Regions from separate parts of the Homo sapiens genome. Here region 2 is linked to region 1. A link is a loop called in an ENCODE intact Hi-C map of the cell type or tissue named here. Cell type or tissue: IMR-90. All regions are shown on one strand. Links, peaks and the distances in the headings refer to the core of each region. The heading gives the core; the rest is flanking DNA. Region 1 has its middle 200 kb from the start of TLE1. Region 2 has its middle 260 kb from the start of TLE1.

Evidence for each region. Hi-C counts contacts between places; a loop is a spot of excess contacts. Peaks named below come from ENCODE experiments on the same cell type or tissue, not always from the same donor. Only the 100,000 strongest peaks of a DNase experiment are listed, where the experiment ranks them.
Region 2: it touches region 1 in a loop (4-fold over the local background); 2 of 110 quality-filtered maps call a loop at or near these places.

Annotation. Positions count from the first base shown.
Region 1 is chr9:81,489,327-81,498,444 of GRCh38, reverse strand. No RefSeq gene overlaps it. Among named protein-coding and RNA genes, the nearest start is that of TLE1, 200 kb to the left of the region's middle. In IMR-90, for the core only: no CTCF peak of the experiment used is centred there; a DNase peak (open chromatin) is centred at 5,154.
Region 2 is chr9:81,427,098-81,436,215 of GRCh38, reverse strand. No RefSeq gene overlaps it. Among named protein-coding and RNA genes, the nearest start is that of TLE1, 260 kb to the left of the region's middle. In IMR-90, for the core only: no CTCF peak of the experiment used is centred there; DNase peaks (open chromatin) are centred at 4,335 and 5,365; H3K27ac peaks cover 943 bases.

The sequences.
Region 1 (9,118 bases), core at 4,183-6,682:
TTTTAATGTACAGTAGTTTCATGTTTGGAAACCACTGGCTTAAACAGATTTGAGAGATTAGCTGAGAATTACCCTGCTACCAAACAGTAAAACGAAGAGACCATTTGAGTCTAAACCTTGTACTTTTACTAATATACCAGGATGCCTTTCATACTCCTGCAGAAAAAATTATAAAATTTATACAATAATGTAGTCTATGGACCCTACTCTCAATGAATTTATGGTCTGAGGAAAAAAATGATGTAAGTAAAGACCAAATCAGCATTAAGCGACGTAGCACTGGTTATGAACTCAGGAAAATTTGAGAGCTACTCAACTAGCCAAGGACATGGGATGGCTTGGATTTGGTGCCTTATGTAAAAGAAACACTGAAAAAAAGCCACTCTAACAAAAGTTGAGATCTGTTAAAATCAGAGGTAGAGATTGAAGAACACTGACAGCAATGATGTTAGCACTAGGGAAATGGATTCTTTGGGAAATTATATCATACATTCACTTATCAAATAATTTACTCATTATTAGAGGCAGGGTGCTTTAGACGTATTTAATGCCACAGTAACCCAGAGTGGTATGATTATCCCTATTTTACAGATAGAAAAACTGAAACTCAGTGTAGATAAAACTGGAACTCACATAACTTAGAAGTTTCAGACTTGGAATTCACATTCAGATTTATTTAACTAATATTGATAAAGGCCCTACTGTGTGCCAAGGAGTGAGATAGATGCTGGGGATATAAGGGCATATAAAAGCATAGTCCGTGGTCTTATTGACCTTCAAGTCTAGTGAGTAAAACAGACATGAACCAAACTTTCATACAAAACACATAAAAATGTAAATGTGTTCTAGTATATAAGGCAAGAAGCATAGTAGGTGTTAATTAGGCAATTAAAGGGAAGGAAACAGACTAAGGGAACAGCTCATGACATTTTTCTATGTTAAAAGGAAACATGGAAATCAGAAGGAGATGAAAGAAGCCTCATGAAGGGGGAGCACTGGAAAAGAGGGTAAATCAAGATAAGGTTGGAGCTGGAGAGATGGCCAGTGTTAGCTGTGGATGGTGGGAGAAGCTGTGGGAAGTGACATCAGATTCATGTACTGAAAGAATCACTCTGGTTGTCTTATAGAGAACGTTTTGCAGGAGGCCAGACTGGATTATGTCAGTGGCTGTCAAACATTTTTTGTAGGTGATTCCTTATAAGAAATACATTTTGTATGGTGACTTGGTATGCTCACATACAGACACACATGCAGACACACACCAGAAGTTAGTGTCAAGACCTAAGCCTTTTTATGAATGAATATTTCTTTTATGTTTTATCTAGTCTATTTTAGTTTTTTAAAAAAGGGCTGGTTGCTATCCACTTTATTTATTTCACAGTCTACAAATGGTGTGCAGTTTGTAAGAATAGTGATTGAGGCCGGGCGTAGTGGCTCACACCTGTAATCCCAGCACTTTGGGAGGCCGAGGTGGGCGGATCACCTGAGGTCAGGAGTTCAATACCAGCCTGGCCAACATGGTGAAACCCCATCTCTACTAAAAACATAAAAATTAGCCAGGCGTGGTGGCATGTGCCTGTAATCCCAGCTACTCAGGAGGCTGAGGCAGGAGAATCGCTTGAACCCGGGAAGCAGAGGTTGCAGTGAGTTGAGATTGCACCATTGCACTCCAGCCTGGGCAACAGAGTGAGACATCGTCTCCAAAAAAAAAAAAGAATACTGATTGAAGCTGGGCAGGGTGGCTCACGCTTGTAATCCCAGCACTTCAGGAAGCCAAAGCAGGAGGATTGCTTGAAGTCAGGAGTTTGAGACCAGCTTAGGCAACAAAGTGATACCCTGTCTCTACAAAAACAAATTGAAAAAATTAGGTGTGATGGTGTGCACCAGTAGACTTTAGCTACTCAAGAGGCTGAGGTGGGAAGTTGGCTTGATCCCAGGAATTTGAGGCTGCAGTGAGCTATGATTGTTTCACTGCACTCCAGCCTGGGCGAAAGATAAAAAACAAAAAAAAAAAAACAAAACTTCGTGAGCTATAATAGCTACTAGTCTATTACAGTGGTCTCAATGAGAGGATAATAGAGAGTGAGATGAACTGAGAGATAACAGGATAGGGAAGAGATAAGGAAATCTATGAAGGATGACTTAGTTTTCTGGCTTGAGAAACTATAGATGGTGGTTTCATAAATGGAGAAACGATACCTTAGAGGACGACCATCCTTGGTGGGGATAAATTATGGGTTCAGCTTTGGACATTTTGGGTTTACGGTACCATGGAGATACCTCTCAGGAGTTGTCTGTGGGAGAGGTCTGGACTGAAGATGTACGTTTTTGTGTTTTCATCAGGCGATTGAGGGACAGTCCTAAGTGAGGCTGTCAGGAGACAAGGAGTATGAGAAGAGAAGAGAAGACCCAGCACCAAAGTTTGAGAAACTCCAAAATTTAACTCGCAGGTACAGGAGGATGAACCTGTGAAGAGGATGAGAAGAATGGGCTGGTAGGAAAAAACAGATGACTTGAAGCTGAGAAGAGAGTGCTTAAAAAAAGAAGTCAACAGTGCCAAATGCTGCCACACAGGGTCAAGCGGGAGAATAAAGAGTCTGCTGTCTCTGTGGATATGAATGTCAGTGGTGGCCCTCCATAGAGCTGTTCTGATGGATTCATGGGGGTAGAAGCCATACTGCAGTACTTTGAGGCCCTAGAAAGGGAGTGATAGACATAACTCCCTGAGAAAGCATCCTGCCACCTTGGTGAGAGGCCAGAAACCAAATGTACTGTTCAGAAAAGGCTTTTGTAGCAACAGAAGAGCTCCCAGCTTTCTGAACGGGTCCTGGGGCTGGCTCTGGGCTGCCCCCTTCCCTGTAGATTCTCAGTTTCTTTGGTCACCACCAACTAAGTTAATTCTCCAACCCAAGCATAAGTCACATGGGCTATCGATATGAGTGCACTTGTGCAGGTGGGAAGTTTAAAGTAATGGATGCAAAAATCAGGGACACTGAGTATTACATCCACTGACAGTGCTAGCTCCTGACAGAAGGGCCTTTGGGCATCTCCCATGTGCATTACCATACACTGTACACTCCTGTAAGTAAGAAATAGACATGCAGAGAGGTAAGGAACTTGGCTCATGTGGCAAGGGCCAGAGCTGGGATTCCACCTCAAGTCCTATTCTCTAAGACTTTTGGTTGCTGGTCAAAAGTCTAGAGGCACCAGAAGGGTAAGAACCTATCAGGGTAAGGGTGTGGCTGTGCAGAAGGTTGCTTTGATTGCCTGTTGTAGAGGGCTTGACATACGTGGGCCATTTTCGACAATAGAACTTCTTTCTATGCATCTGCTCTCACCACCAGGACATTCCTCATCTACCCTCGTGTTACTGAACACTTCACCATAATGGTGGCCTGTTCCACCTTTAGGAATGGATATTAGATTCACCTGAGCCATGAAAACAATATAAGGCTAATAACACTGGGAGCAAATCAATAGGAAATAATAGAATATGGACTTTATTATACATTATATTTTATCTTAGATATATCTTGACATCCTTGGAAATTTTCTCTCATTCCTTTCATTTTGGTAAGGTGAAGGTCTGATCTTGGAGTTGTAGATGTTCTCATGTTGAAACAAACTCATTAATAAAGGCTACTGCTTACAATGCTAACTAAATGTCAGATATATTACGTACATTTTATCTGATCCTCAAAACAGTCATATAAAATAGTTTTTTTGTGGTCTTTATTTCACAAATGAGGAAACTGAGTCTGGGGCGGATTAAAAATGGCTGCAAATTCTTTGCCACCTTTCCATCAAGAAGTGGGTGCTTTCTCCCCTCCTTTGACTCTGAGTTGGCCCTTGTGGCTGACTTGACCAACAGCATTTGGCGGAAGGGACACTGCATGTTCTAGATCTAGTTTTTAAGAGGCCTGGAAGCTTTTGCTTTAGTTCTAGCTGCCATGTGAGGATTTCAAGTACCCTGAGACTGTTATGCTTTGAGGAAGCCCAGGCTAGCCATGTGGAGAGGCTACCCGGGGAGGGGGCAGAGGAGGACAGAGAGACAGACAGAGATCTATACCCAGCCAGCACTAGCTCATCAGCCATCTTAGCCTAGAAGTCATCTTGGACATATTCTAGCTTCATTAGAAACTGGGGAAAAGACCTGCCCCCTATCCCCTCAGGAAACCGTGACTGTCAGTTAAAATGTGGGCCCCAAATGTATGAACAGAGTTGGGCCATCCCAGTCATTTTCAGTTCTCTGTACTACTCTGTTTGAGGCCACAGACATTGTAGAGCAGAGATAATCTTTCCCTGCTGTGCACTGCCCTAATTCTAGACTCTGCAAAACCATGACTATGGTAAGATGGTTGTTTTAAATTACTGAGTTTTGAGGTGGTTTGTTATGCAGCAATAAGTAACTTAAACAGTATTTCATTAAGCAATTTTGCCTGATGACAGAGGAAGGAGCGGAGTCTGGATTCAAACCCACATTTGCCTGATTACAGAGCTGGCCACTCTCTGCTACTTTGTGTGGTCCCTTCTTCTGGAACTTTTAGATTGGTGTTTCATTTTCTACTAGGTCTCCCACTAAATTTCCCTTAGCTTAAATCCTGGACAAATAGAAGGGATAAAAAGATTTGTTGTCCTTCATCATAACAATAAAAAGTTAAATTATAGGTGAAGAAGTTCTGAAGATAATGTTGTGACAGCCTATTTTTAATTCTTTTTCCTAGATCTTGTTAGGAAAATAGGAGGGTCCAGAAGACCATGCTAGCCAGAACTTCATCCCTGCCTACTCCTACTTTTCAATTGTTAAAATGAGACTATTTTCCCTACTTCTTGATTTTTTTTTTATGTTTTAAAATAAAGCATGATGAAGGTAATTCTGCCAGAGGAAGGAGGCAAAAGAGGATTTGTGGAAAACAAATGCATTACCCCCTATTCCAAATTACCATGAAGTAGGAACACGTGGAGTCATTTTGTGGGATCTTTGGGAAATGGCAGGAATTCAGCTTACAGGATAAATAGGGGCTGTTCCTTTAGAAGACGTTCTGTGTTTCTGTGGTAGCAAATATACCATGTGATGATAGCCCTGTGAATAGCTGTGTTTATCAAATTCCAAAGCAAATACTCAAGTGAAACTCCACATGAAAGGCCAAACCACAAGCTGGAGGTTCCCCATGGCACTGCCAAATTTGCAAAAATGTCTGTGGTTTGTGTATGTGTGTATGTTTGAATTACACATCCATTATACATGCATCTATTTCTAGTAACTGCTGCATACAACCAGAAGAAAGGCTTATCTCTTACCTAATGCTCTAATATCTGTTTATTATCTCATTTCTCTTACCTAATGCTGAGTAGGCAATGATGGGTAGACCTCATGAAAGTTTTGTTATAGAGACAACTTCCCTATCCATAGAGGTATTGTATTATCTAACTTCTAACTCTGGCAATATCTGGCAAGAAAGACATAAATATTGAGTTGCAGGGAAATGTTTAGTGTGTAAGGAGTAACTAGCTGATGTGTACATAGGTGTTGTAGATTAGATCATTGTTTGGCAAATATTTACTTTCTTTATCCCCACTACCTCCATGAGAGGAGTATATTTCCCCACTCTACTAATGTGGACTTGGCATTGTGATTTGCTTTGGTTAATGGAATACATAGGAAGTGACAGTGTGTGAGTTCTGATTCCAGGCCTTAAGATGCTTTGCATGTGTCCACATGAACTTCTGGAAGCCTTCAACTTCTTCTCTTGATACCAGCAGCTGTCTCTCTAGCAAAGGGCCCAGAATGACCACTGTGGAATAGAGTTATTTCAGCTGACTTGCAGCCTAAGGAAGAGTGTATTAGTCTTTTCTCACACTGCTATAAAGAAATACCTGAGACTGGGTAATTTATAAAGAAAAGAGGTTTTATTGGGTCATGGTTCCATAGGCTGTACAGGAGGCATGGCTGGGGAGTCCTCAGGAAACTTACAATCATGGCAGAAGATGAAGGGGAGGCAGGCACATCTTCACATGGCCAGGGCAGAAGAGAGAGAGAGGTGGGAGGTGCTACATACTTTTTTTTTTTTTTTGAGATGGAGCCTTGCTATGTTGCCCAGGCTGGAGTGCAGTGGTGCAATCTCAGCTCACTACAACCTCCGCTTCCCGGGTTCAAGCGATTCTCCTGCCTCAGCCTCCCAAGTAGCTGGGACTACAGGCGTGTGCCACCACACCCAGCTAATTTTTTGTATTTTTAGTAGAGACGGGGTTTCACCGTGTTCGCTAGGATGGTCTGGATCTCCTGACCTTGTGATTCACCCGCCTCGGCCTCTCAAAGTGCTGGGATTACAGGCATGAGCCACCGGGCCCAGCCTGTACACTTTTAAGCAACCAGATCTTATGAGAACTCTATAATGAGAACAGCACTAGGAGGATGGTGCTAAACTATTAGAAACTGATCTAATTGCCTCACACCAGGCCCCACCTCTAACATTGGGGATTACAATTGAACATGAGATTTGGATGGGGACACAGATCCAAACCATATCACAGAGCCTTATGGTGTAGTCACTGAGTTCTAGGTTGGCTAGTTACTCAGCATTATTGTGACAGTTGCTGATTGATATAATAAGTGTGTTTCAACTTATGTGCAAATTTCTTTTTCCCTGAGCTTGTTCTTATACATTAAGTTTGCTTTTATGGTTTCAAGTTGGATGAAACAGTAATAAAAAAAAAAACCCAAAATATGAAAATCAAACCTTTGGTTTATTCAGAGTAGAGTTTGTGATGAGAAAGGATGGCTGTCAGCTGAGGACAGGATAGAGGACTGTGTGTAAGGTTATAGAATAGCTATAAACTAGACAACTGGACAACTGGGCATGCATCACAAGGGAGATGGGGCAGTTTTTTCATTGCTAGGGATTGCATCAGTTATGTGAATTAGGTAAGTGGCCTGATTGGGCATATGCAGTTGAGGAAGAGCCCTATAATGGTTCCTGGCAAAAGGGGAAGGTGAGAGTATGGATTTGCTGCTGCCATGTGAAATTGATGGTCTACTGTTCTAAAATATCTTGTGGGAAGGAAGAGAGCTTAATTTCCTTTAGAGGTGGTTGGATTCACCTGCTTCATGAGGCACTATATGGCTGACTCACTCTCCAAGCTTTAACCAACAGAATGACATATTTTCTGTGATGCCAACATTTTCCCTGGACCACAAGAGACCAGCAGAGGAAGAGTGGTCTGGGCGGACAGTCAACTCTGACCACATAACAACTCTGCCTTTTTTCTTCAGATTGTATATTCTGGAGGGACACTGGCAAACATCTTTGCCTTTTAGTGTGGACACATCAGCATCTTAGGAAACACATCCAGAATTCAGTCACAGACAAGAAATCCCTCTTCACAGCCCTTTTGGCTGCTGCCAGTCTCCTCGCTTTAGCTGAGTACCAATGATAGACTGCCAAGCAAGTACTGTAGTACTTCTTTGTGAGGTTGAACTAAAATGTGAAAAAAAAAAAATCAACCAATGTTTATGGAATGACTCACATGTCCTGGGTTAGTTGTTTTAAGTGGCTTACTTCATTTGCTCCTCATACAATAACACTGTGAGGTAAGTATTATTGTAACCATTTTACAGATGAAGAAACTGAAACCCACAGTTAATCAACTTAACTTCCGGTCACACAGCGAATTGGCAGAACTGTCCTGTTGACCCAGGTCTTTTGGTTCTCAATCCAGTCTTCTTTCCATTATGCCTGGAACTTTCCTAAAATTTAATTTTTGGCTTAGGAGGTACAAATTTGGTAGAGAGATGGTGGTTGACTCTGTTAGATACAAATTGCGGGAATGTAAGGGAAGGCAGTTCAGACCGTCTCCTGCAGCGGAAACAAGACATCCTTGGAGCCCTTGTCAGGAGGATAGATTAAGAAAATGTTGGGGACTTTTCTGTCAGCCTCAAGCTTTCTTCAGAGCCTTGAACCTGTATTAGAATAGATATTTGCAGCAGGCAGAAAGAGGGCAGGAGTTTCCTCTGGCCTATAAGCCTTTTTCTACTACCTGGTTATGGCAGTGAGAAGACTCCTGATATCTGGACAATGGTGACTTCTGTTTGATGAGAACCCGTAATACTGCAGGAGCCAATCTAACTGTGAGTGTACATCTGTTTTCTGTTGGTACCTTTGTCAGTCTCGAAGCTGAGAAGGAGGAATGAGCAGAGTGAAAATCAGAACGGGCTTTTATTATCAACTCTGCTGTGTGATTGTTGCAACTTACTTAGCATTCTTCAACTTTGCCTTTCTGTATTGTGAGGAGATTAGATGATATCATTGCTTCTTTCTTCTTTGTAGCAGCAAAAATATTTTTTAAAAATAACATCTGATGTGGAATCTTAAGATGTAATATAGATTCAACTCTTCTGGATGAAGCGAGGATTGGATTAGGTGCCCGATATGGTCTGAATGTTTGTGTTTACCCAAAATTCCTGTGTTAAAACCTAATTACCAATGTGGTAGTAGGAGGTGGGGCCTTTGGGAGGTGATTAGGTCATGAGAGCATGTCATGCATGGGATTGTTGCCTTATAAAAGAGGGCTCAGAGAGATCCCTTGCTATCATGTCAAGACACAGCAAGAAGGTGCCATCTATGAACCAGAAAGTGGGCCCTCACCCAACAGCAAATCTATTGGTGCCTTGATCTTTGACTTCCCAACCTCCAGAACTATGAGAAATAAGTGTCTGTTGTTTATAAGCCACCCAATCTATGGTGTTTTGTTATGACAGTGTGAAGGGAATAAGACAGACCCAAACCGAGGGGCTGTCTGGAAGCCCTTGAGTCACGTATGAGAAACCCAGAGCTTTGTGGACGAGATTTAAAACTGCCATTCTGGATGATCTCTTGGGTCTTTTTCAAAATTAACAGCATGGGATTACAGAACATGGTGGTCTACGTCACCCTCTAACTGCCCTCCAGGTGTTCATTTCTTGGTTATTTCCAACTTCCAGCCTTGGGGAGGCATCCTTCATTATGTATTTACATTTTCTTTTAATTGTCAAATGAACTGGCTTGAGCTTCTACCTATAAGCTTCTCACCACCCTTTCCATCCATATCTGAGGATTCTTGAGGAGTGTCCATATCTCTC
Region 2 (9,118 bases), core at 3,288-5,787, 61 kb after region 1:
TCAAAGGCCTTTTCTGCATCTATTGAGATAATCATGTGGTTTTTGTCTTTAGTTCTGTTTATATGCTGGATTACATTTATTGATTTGCGTATATTGAACCAGCCTTGCATCCCAGGGATGAAGCCCACTTGAACATGGTGGATAAGCTTTTTGATGTGCTGCTGGATTTGGTTTGCCAGTATTTTATTGAGGATTTTTGCATCAATGTTCATCAAGGATATTGGTCTAAAATTCTGTTTTTTGCTTGTGTCTCTGCCTGGCTTTGGTATCAGGATGATGCTGGCCTCATAAAATGAGTTAGGGAGGATTCCCTCTTTTTCTATTAATTGGAATAGTTTCAGAAGGAATGGTACCAGTTCCTCCTTGTACCTCTGGTAGTATTCGGCTGTGAATCCATCCGGTCCTGGACTCTTTTTGGTTGGTAAGCTATTGATTATTGCCACAATTTCAGATCCTGTTTTTGGTCTATTCAGAGATTCAACTTCTTCCTGGTTTAGTCTTGGGAGGATGTATGTGTCAAGAAATTTATCCATTTCTTCTAGATTTTCTAGTTTATTTGCATAGAGGTGTTTGTGGTATTCTCTGATGGTAGTTTGTATTTCTGTGGGATTGGTGGTGATATCTCCTTTATCATTTTTTATTGTGTCTATTTGATTCTTCTCTCTTTTCTTCTTTATTAGTCTTGCTAGTGGTCTATCAATTTTGTTGATCCTTTCAAAAAACCACCTCCTGGATTCATTAATTTTTTGAAGGGTTTTTTGTGTCTCTATTTCCTTCAATTCTGCTCTGATCTTAGTTATTTCTTGCCTTCTGCTAGCTTCTGAATGTGTTTGCTCTTGCTTTTCTAGTTCTTTTAATTGTGATGTTAGGGTGTCAATTTTGGATCTTTCCTGCTTTCTCTTGTGGGCATTTAGTGCTATAAATTTCCCTCTACACACTGCTTTGAATGTGTCCCAGAGATTCTGGTATGTTGTGTCTTTGTTCTCATTGGTTTCAAAGAACATCTTTATTTCTGCCTTCATTTCGTTATGTACCCAGTAGTCATTCAGGAGCAGGTTGTTCAGTTTTCATATAGCTGAGTGGTTTTGAGTGAGTTTCTTAATCCTGAGTTCTAGTTTGATTGCACTGTGGTCTGAGAGAGAGTTTGTTATAGTTTCTGTTCTTTTACATTTGCTGAGGAGAGCTTTACTTCCAACTATGTGGTCAATTTTGGAGTAGGTGTGGTGTGGTGCTGAAAAGAATGTATATTCTGTTGATTTGGGGTGGAGAGTTCTGTAGATGTCTATTAGGTCCGCTTGGTGCAGAGCTGAGTTCAATTCATGGGTATCCTTGTTAACTTTCTGTCTCGTTGATCTGTCTAATGTTGACAGTGGGATGTTAAAGTCTCCCATTATTATTGTGTGGGAGTCTAAGTCTCTTTGTAGGTCACTCAGGACTTGCTTTATGAATCTGGGTGCTCCTGTATTGGGTGCCTATATATTTAGGATAGTTAGCTCTTCTTGTTGAATTGATCACTTTACCATTATGTAATGGCCTTCTTTGTCACTTTTGATCTTTGTTGGTTTAAAGTCTGTTTTATCAGAGACTAGGATTGCAACCCCTGCCTTTTTTTGTTTTCCATTTGCTTGGTAGATCTTCCTCCATCCTTTTATTTTGAGCCTATGTGTGTCTCTGCACATGAGATGGGTTTCCTGAATACAGCACACTGATGGGTCTTGACTCTATCCCATTTGCCAGTCTGTGTCTTTTAATTGGAGCATTTAGTCCATTTACATTGAAAGTTAATATTGTTATGTGTGAATTTGATCCTGTCATGATGATGTTAGCTGGTTATTTTGCTCGTTAGTTGATGCAGTTTCTTCCTAACCTCGATGGTCTTTACAATTTGGCATGATTTTGCAGTGGCTGGTACTGGTTGTTCCTTTCCATGTTTAGTGCTTCCCTCAGGAGCTCTTTTAGGGCAGGCCTGGTGATGACAAAATCTCTCAGCATTTGCTTGTCTGTAAAGTATTTTATTTCTCCTTCACTTATGAAGCTTAGTTTGGTTGGATATGAAATTCTGGGTTGAAAATTCTTTTCTTTAAGAATGTTGAATATTGGCCCCCACTCTCTTCTGGCTTGTAGAGTTTCTGCTGAGAGATCAGCTGTTAGTCTGATGGGCTTCCCTTTGTGGGTAACCCGACCTTTCTCTCTGGCTGCCCTTAACATTTTTTCCTTCATTTCAACTTTGGTGAATCTGACAATTATGTGTCTTAGAGTTGCTCTTCTCGAGCAGTATCTTTGTGGCATTCCCTGTATTTCCTGAATCTGAATGTTGGCCTGCCTTGCTAGCTTGGGGAAGTTCTCCTGGATAATATCCTGCAGAGTGTTTTCCAACTTGGTTCCATTCTCCCCATCACTTTCAGGTACACCAATCAGACGTAGATTTGGTCTTTTCACATAGTCCCATATTTCTTGGAGGCTTTGTTCATTTCTTTTTATTCTTTTTTCTCTAAACTTCCCTTCTCGCTTCATTTCATTCATTTCATCTTCCATCACTGATACCCTTTCTTCCAGTTGATCGCATCAGCTCCTGAGGCTTCTGCATTCTTCACATAGTTCTCGAGCCTTGGCTTTCAGCTCCATCAGCTCCTTTAAGCACTTCTCTGTATTGGTTATTCTAGTTATACATTCATCTAAATTTTTTACAAAGTTTTTAACTTCTTTGCCTTTGGTTTGAATTTCCTCCTATAGCTTGGAGTAGTTTGATCATCTGAAGCCTTCTCTCAACTCATCAAAGTCATTCTCCATCCAGCTTTGTTCCGTTGCTGGTGAGGATCTGCATTCCTTTGGAGGAGGAGAGGCATTCTGCTTTTTAGAGTTTCCAGTTTTTCTGCTGTTTTTTCCCCATCTTTGTGGTTTTATCTACTTTTGGTCTTTGATGATGGTGATGTATAGATGGGTTTTTGGTGTGGATGTCCTTTTGTTTGTTAGTTTTTCTTCTGACAGAGAGGACCCTCAGCTGCAGGTCTGTTGGAGTTTGCTAGAGGTCCAATCCAGACCCTGTTTGCCTGGGTATCAGCAGCGGTGGCTGCAGAACAGCGGATTTTTGTGAACCGCGAATGCTGCTGTCTGATCATTCCTCTGGAAGTTTTGTCTCAGAGCAGTACCCGGCCGTGTGAGGTGTCGGTCTGCTGCTACTGGGGGGTGCCTCCCAGTTAGGCTGCTCGGGGGTCAGGGGTCAGGGGCCCACTTGAGGAGGCAGTCTGCCCGTTATCAGATCTCCAGCTGCATGCTGGGAGAACCACTGCTCTCTTCAAACTGTCAGAGAGGGACATTTAAGTCTGCAGAGTTTACTGCTGTCTTTTTGTTTGTCTGTGCCCTGCCCCCAGAGGTGGAGCCTACAGAGGCAGGCAGGCCTCCTTGAGCTGTGGTGGGCTCCGTCCAGTTTGAGCTTCCCGGCTGCTTTGTTTACCTAAGCAAGCCTGGGCAATGGCGGGCGCCCCTCCCCTAGCCTCGCTGCCGCCTTGCAGTTTGATCTCAGACTGCTATGCTAGCAATCAGCAAGACCCCGTGGGCATAGGATCCTCTGAGCCATGTGCGGGATATAATCTCCTGGTGCGCTGTTTTTTAAGCCCGTCGGAAAAGCGCAGTATGAGGGTGGGAGTGACCAGATTTTCCAGGTGCCGTCCATCACCCCTTTCTTTGACTAGGAAAGGGAACTCCCTGACCCCTTGGGCTTCCCGAGTGAGGCAATGCCTCGCCCTGCTTCGGCTCGTGCACGGTGTGCTGCACCCACTGTCCTGCACCCACTGTCTGGCACTCCCTAGTGAGATGAACCCGGTACCTCAGATGAAAATGCAGAAATCACCCATCTTCTGTGTCACTTACACTGGGAGCTGTAGACTGGAGCTGTTCCTATTCAGCTGTCTTGGCTCCTATTCCACATTTGCTAAATTTAAAACCCTGGCAATTATATGACAGTGAAAGATAGTGAGTTTAGTTCAAGAAAAAGATTGCTAAAATTAATGAGACAGTGTGGTAGGTTGATTGTATCAATGGCCCCAGTTAATGGCTTCCTTATATCATGCTGTTTGCCCTGTATCTTTGTTGTCCTCTTCCACTGTGACTCTGGGCTTAAATGCCTTGCTTTGATTAATGGGAAGCTTGAATGATTGGGCTTCCTTTTTCTTGCTCTTCTGCCTACATCATAAGAAAATTCCTAGGCTAGTCTGATGGATCATGAGACATATGAAATAGAGCTGAGTCAACCCAGTTCCCCCAGTTGAGGCCCCGGATATATGAGAGATCCCAGTCAACTTCAGCAAAGCTGCCTAGTCAACCCCAAACTGACCGCTGACCATAAGTGAGCCCTACCAAGCACAGCTCATCTGAACAGAATGCCAACCAATTAACAGTCATGAACAGATGTAAATGTTTATTTTTGTATGCTCTGAGGTTTTGTAGTTCTTTGTTATGCAGTTTACTGTGGCAATAGAGAACTGACACGCAAAGGATAAACATGCTATAATTTATCTGCAAATATATACTTTTCCTTTTGCTTCAGGTCTCCAGAGCTCTCTTTCCACGTAGCTGCTGCTTCTTCAGTACTCTGCCCTGCAAAACATTAGATGCTTCAACTTCCCTGAATGTCCTGACCTTTGTTTCCTTAATTCTGAAAGAACTGATGAACTCCCCATCCTGGCCCTTTAGCCTGGCAAATGCTTCCAGGCAGTAAGCTGGGAGCAATCCCGGAGCTTATTTAATTTGTTTTCTTTAACTCAGAAATTAATTTCCTGTGCTGCCTGTTGTCAGTGTCTAAAAAGAGTTGTTTCAAATATTTTATGTGTGTTCCTACATGTAAACGATGGGACAGCAATTCCTGTAACAGCTAATTCTTTATGGGCATAAATGAAAATAAAATAATTAATATTTAAGTCATTTAAAATTTCTTCAATAACAAAGTAAAATTATTTTAAAACAGAGACATGTTTGTTAAATGTTTAATTACATTACTTAAAATGTTAATATAACTTTTAAAATGTATAAGCCTTTTTAACCAAGTTAATAAGAAACATTTTAAAGGTATACTTTGTTCTTTTCTTTCCATACTTATTCATGATCTGGAGGGGAAATACATTCTCTTTTAATTCAAACTCTTTCTTAGCTTCAATAAATCTGTCCAAGGGAAAAAATTATTTCCATGGTTGTGAAATAATTATGCTTGTAGACCTAGATGGTTCTATGGGTATGAGTTCAGGAGGCTGGTGAATACAGATGCTTTAGTGACTTCTTTCTTTCTTTTTAGTAATTCTCTTTATAATCTCAGCAAATTCATATTTCCTGAGTGACTCACCTTTAACCATCAAATCGATCCTAGTTGTCATCATGGATGAGTTATTATTGGAGGTTTATGTTTTAGTGAGTCTGCCTTAGTAAAGTTTGACCCTGGAAATGGCTGTAAGAATTTTGGCAAGACAATGACATGTAGCACATACTTATCTTGCCTATTTGTCAAAAGTTTCTAGAATGTCTTCTCATGTACTATTTTTATATCATTAGCAGTTATAAGCATAATTCCATAATAATATTTGGACCTTTAGCATATCTTAAAACCCCCCCTTTTTTTTTTTTGAGACAGAGTCTTGCTCTGTCACCCAGGCTGGAGTGTAGTGGTGCGATCTTGGCTCCGCCTCCCAGGTTCACGCCATTCTCCTGCTTCAGCTTCCTGAGTAGCTGAGACTACAGGCGCCTGCCACCACGCCCGGCTAATTTTTTGTATTTTTAGTAGAGATGGGGTTTCATCACGTAAGCCAGGATGGTCTCGATCTCCTGACCTCGTGATCCTCCCGCCTCGGCCTCCCAGAGTGCTGGGATTACAGGTATGAGCCACTGCACCCAGTCTTTAAAACCCTTTTAATATAGAGTTCAGTGTTTTAACAAAGCATTTTAAGCATAATTAATATATTCTATAGGTGAAAAAAGTTTATCATCTTTCAGGCACCTTGATTTATTTTTTCCTTGACATTTTGAAGAAGGAAAAAAATGAGATAAATAATAAAAAAATTTTCCTTTCATTGATTGATGGGGGCTTGGAAGTTTAAGGCCTGATTCTAAGCCAACTGATAAGAATAGAACCTATTGTGAAAGAGATACGGTGGCTAAAATGGATCAATGAATTGGAGACTAATGGTTCAATCAAGATGCTGAAGTGTGAGGTCTTAGTGTTGTAGTTGCTAGATTGTAGCAACAGAGGAAGGGGATTAGGAGCAGGAGAAAATAAGATATAGCATAGGCAGAGAACAGATCATGGAGTAGTCATAAAGAGTTTGTTAAGAATCAAGACGAATGACAAAAACTCAGTAAAGGCTCTGTTTACCTGAAATTACTATTGACTCATTTGAAACAGTGTATTTTAAGGTGATGAACATTTCACAATGTGGATATCTGTAGGGAGCTCTGTTTGATGTCATTTGTAAAACTAATAGTTAAAATATGATAGTAGTATATTAATATACTAAATATACTAAAATATGATAGTATGTTAGAAGTAGTCACTTCTAACATTCTATACCTGTCTCTGCCTGCCTGCCTGCCTGCCTGCCTGCCTATCTATCTATCTATCTATCTATCTATCTATCTATCTATCTAGAAAGATGGGTTTAATGGAGTATTTTCTACTTATTAGAGATTATCTTTCTACTGACAACACTTTGTATCACTCAAAAATGCTGTGAGAACATTAAGTATGTTCTGATGTGTGAAAACTCTAAAGGAGAAATTTATTTTTATATTACAGTATACACATATGTAAGTATATTAGGTCAAATGTATGACATTGCTGATGTTCAACCAATTTTGACCTACTGAAACAGCAATTTCATTATGGTGCATCCTAATGTTAGGTTCACATCTGAAAATGTTTACAAACAAAGGCATTTAATAAAATAGTAATCCTATTTGAATTTAGGATGGTGCTATGTCTAGATAAAGGGCTGGTAGCTTAGCTCCTGGATTTTGCTTTACACTTTGGACTAAACTGAAGGGTTAAAAAGTCAAACAAATCACTCCTCCCCAAAATACAGCAGTTTCACAAACCACTTTCACCTTGAAATTTCTGTGTGGATCTACCCTAAGTGACTTCTGAAAAAACTGCTCATGTGTCCATCTGAGAATCTCTTTATCTAACAATGAGTCACAAATTTCCATTGCTTCCCATCATTTTTCTTTTTCACTGTTTTTTAGATAGATGTGAGAAAAATTAATAATACTTAAATTTCCAGTTGTATTTATGAATTTTTAGATTTCTCTTTATTTCTTTCATTTCTCTCCTTTATTTTGCCAATGAGTACTTCATATTAAATTATGAAATTATGCTATTAGGTATACACATGTTTATTTTTTTATCTTACTGTTGAATTAACTTTTTAAAAATCATTTTTATTCTGTTTATTTCTGGTTATTCTTCTTGCCTTAAAATTTATATATAGCTGGTGTTATGTCTACTATCTTGCTCTTTGTTTTTTATTTGAAACATCACTTTTTTCCCTTTTATTCTGCTTTCTTGCCTGTTTTGTGACAAATCAATTATTATTATGATTCCATTTCATCCCTTTGACAGGCTTTTTACTTATACTTTTTTGGATATTTTTATTTGAGGACTAGAGATTACAATATACATCTTTTACTTATCACAGTTGACTTTGAATTAGTATTTTACCACTTCACACACACAAATGTTAGACTCTTACCACAGTAAAATTCTATTTACTACTCCATAGTGCTATTTTGTCATATATTTTACTTTTATATATGTTATACACATCTAAATACATTGTTATTGTTATTGCTTTACATGGTAAGCACCTTTTAACATATCAGAAATAACTTTTTAATATTTTCTCACATACTTACCCCTCTGGTGCTCTTCCGTATTTCCTCTGTCTCAGTGTATCCATCTGGAATAATTTCTCTTCATTATAAAGAACTTTATGTAACGCTGGCTGCTTATGGCAAATATACCCATGTTTTGCTTGTCAGAAAACAGATTTATTTCACCTTCATTTTTGATATATATATTTTGCTGGGTATAGATTTTTAGGTTGGCAGTTTATTTTTCTTACAACACTTTAAAGATATAGTCCCATTGTCCTGTGTCTTCTATACTTATTGTATAAAAGTCAGCTGTGTTTCTTGCTCTTTTTCCCTTGAATTTAACCTCTCTCTCTCTCTTTTTCCCTCCAGCTGCTTTTGTGATTTTTTTCTTTTTTAAATTTACAGCAGTTTGACTTTGATGTGCCACTGTGTGGCTTTCTTTGTATTCATCCTGTTTAAATTTGCTGAGATTTTGAACCTGTTAGTTGATAATTCTTTTCAATTTTAGAAAAATCTTGGCCATTATTTCTTAAAATTTCTTGTCTAGCTTCTCTTTTCTCTCTTTGGCACTTTGTTTTCACATCTGCTGGTTGTTAGTGCTGAATTGTTTCCCCCAACCTCCTTCAGTATACATATATATATATATATATATATATATATATATATATATATATATGTCCTAATCTCCAGTAACTCCAAATGTAACTTTATTTGAAAATAGGGCCATTACAGGTGTAATTAGTTAAGATGAGATATATTGGAGTAGGTGGGGCCCAATTCAATATGTTGTCCTTATAAGAAGATGGCCATATGAAAACAGAGACACAGGGAGAACAGTATGTGAAGATAAGTTGTCCTTATAAGAAGATGGCCATATGAAAACAGAGACAGACACAGGGAGAACAGTATGTGAAGATGGAATAAGTGAAAAGGAGCTCCTCATCCAATAGTACCAGAAGGAATATTAACCTGTGGGAGACAGGTAGGGAAAGAGAGAAACATGTTCTGCATAGTCATTTAAAACTGGTTTATGTAGTTCATTTGAGAGGTGCAGTGAGGTGGGACAGGAAGGAAGGTACTAGCATTTATGGAGGGTCAGCTTTCCTCTAGGCCCTTTACTTGAGATGCTTCATTTAGTCTTTATGCAACCCCATTGGACAGCTTTCATTTCCCATTGTAGAGGTGAGGTAAGATCCAGGATGTCAATTATTAAATAACTGGTCTAGGATCACACAGTTAAGGTGACTCAGTTGAATTTCAAAAT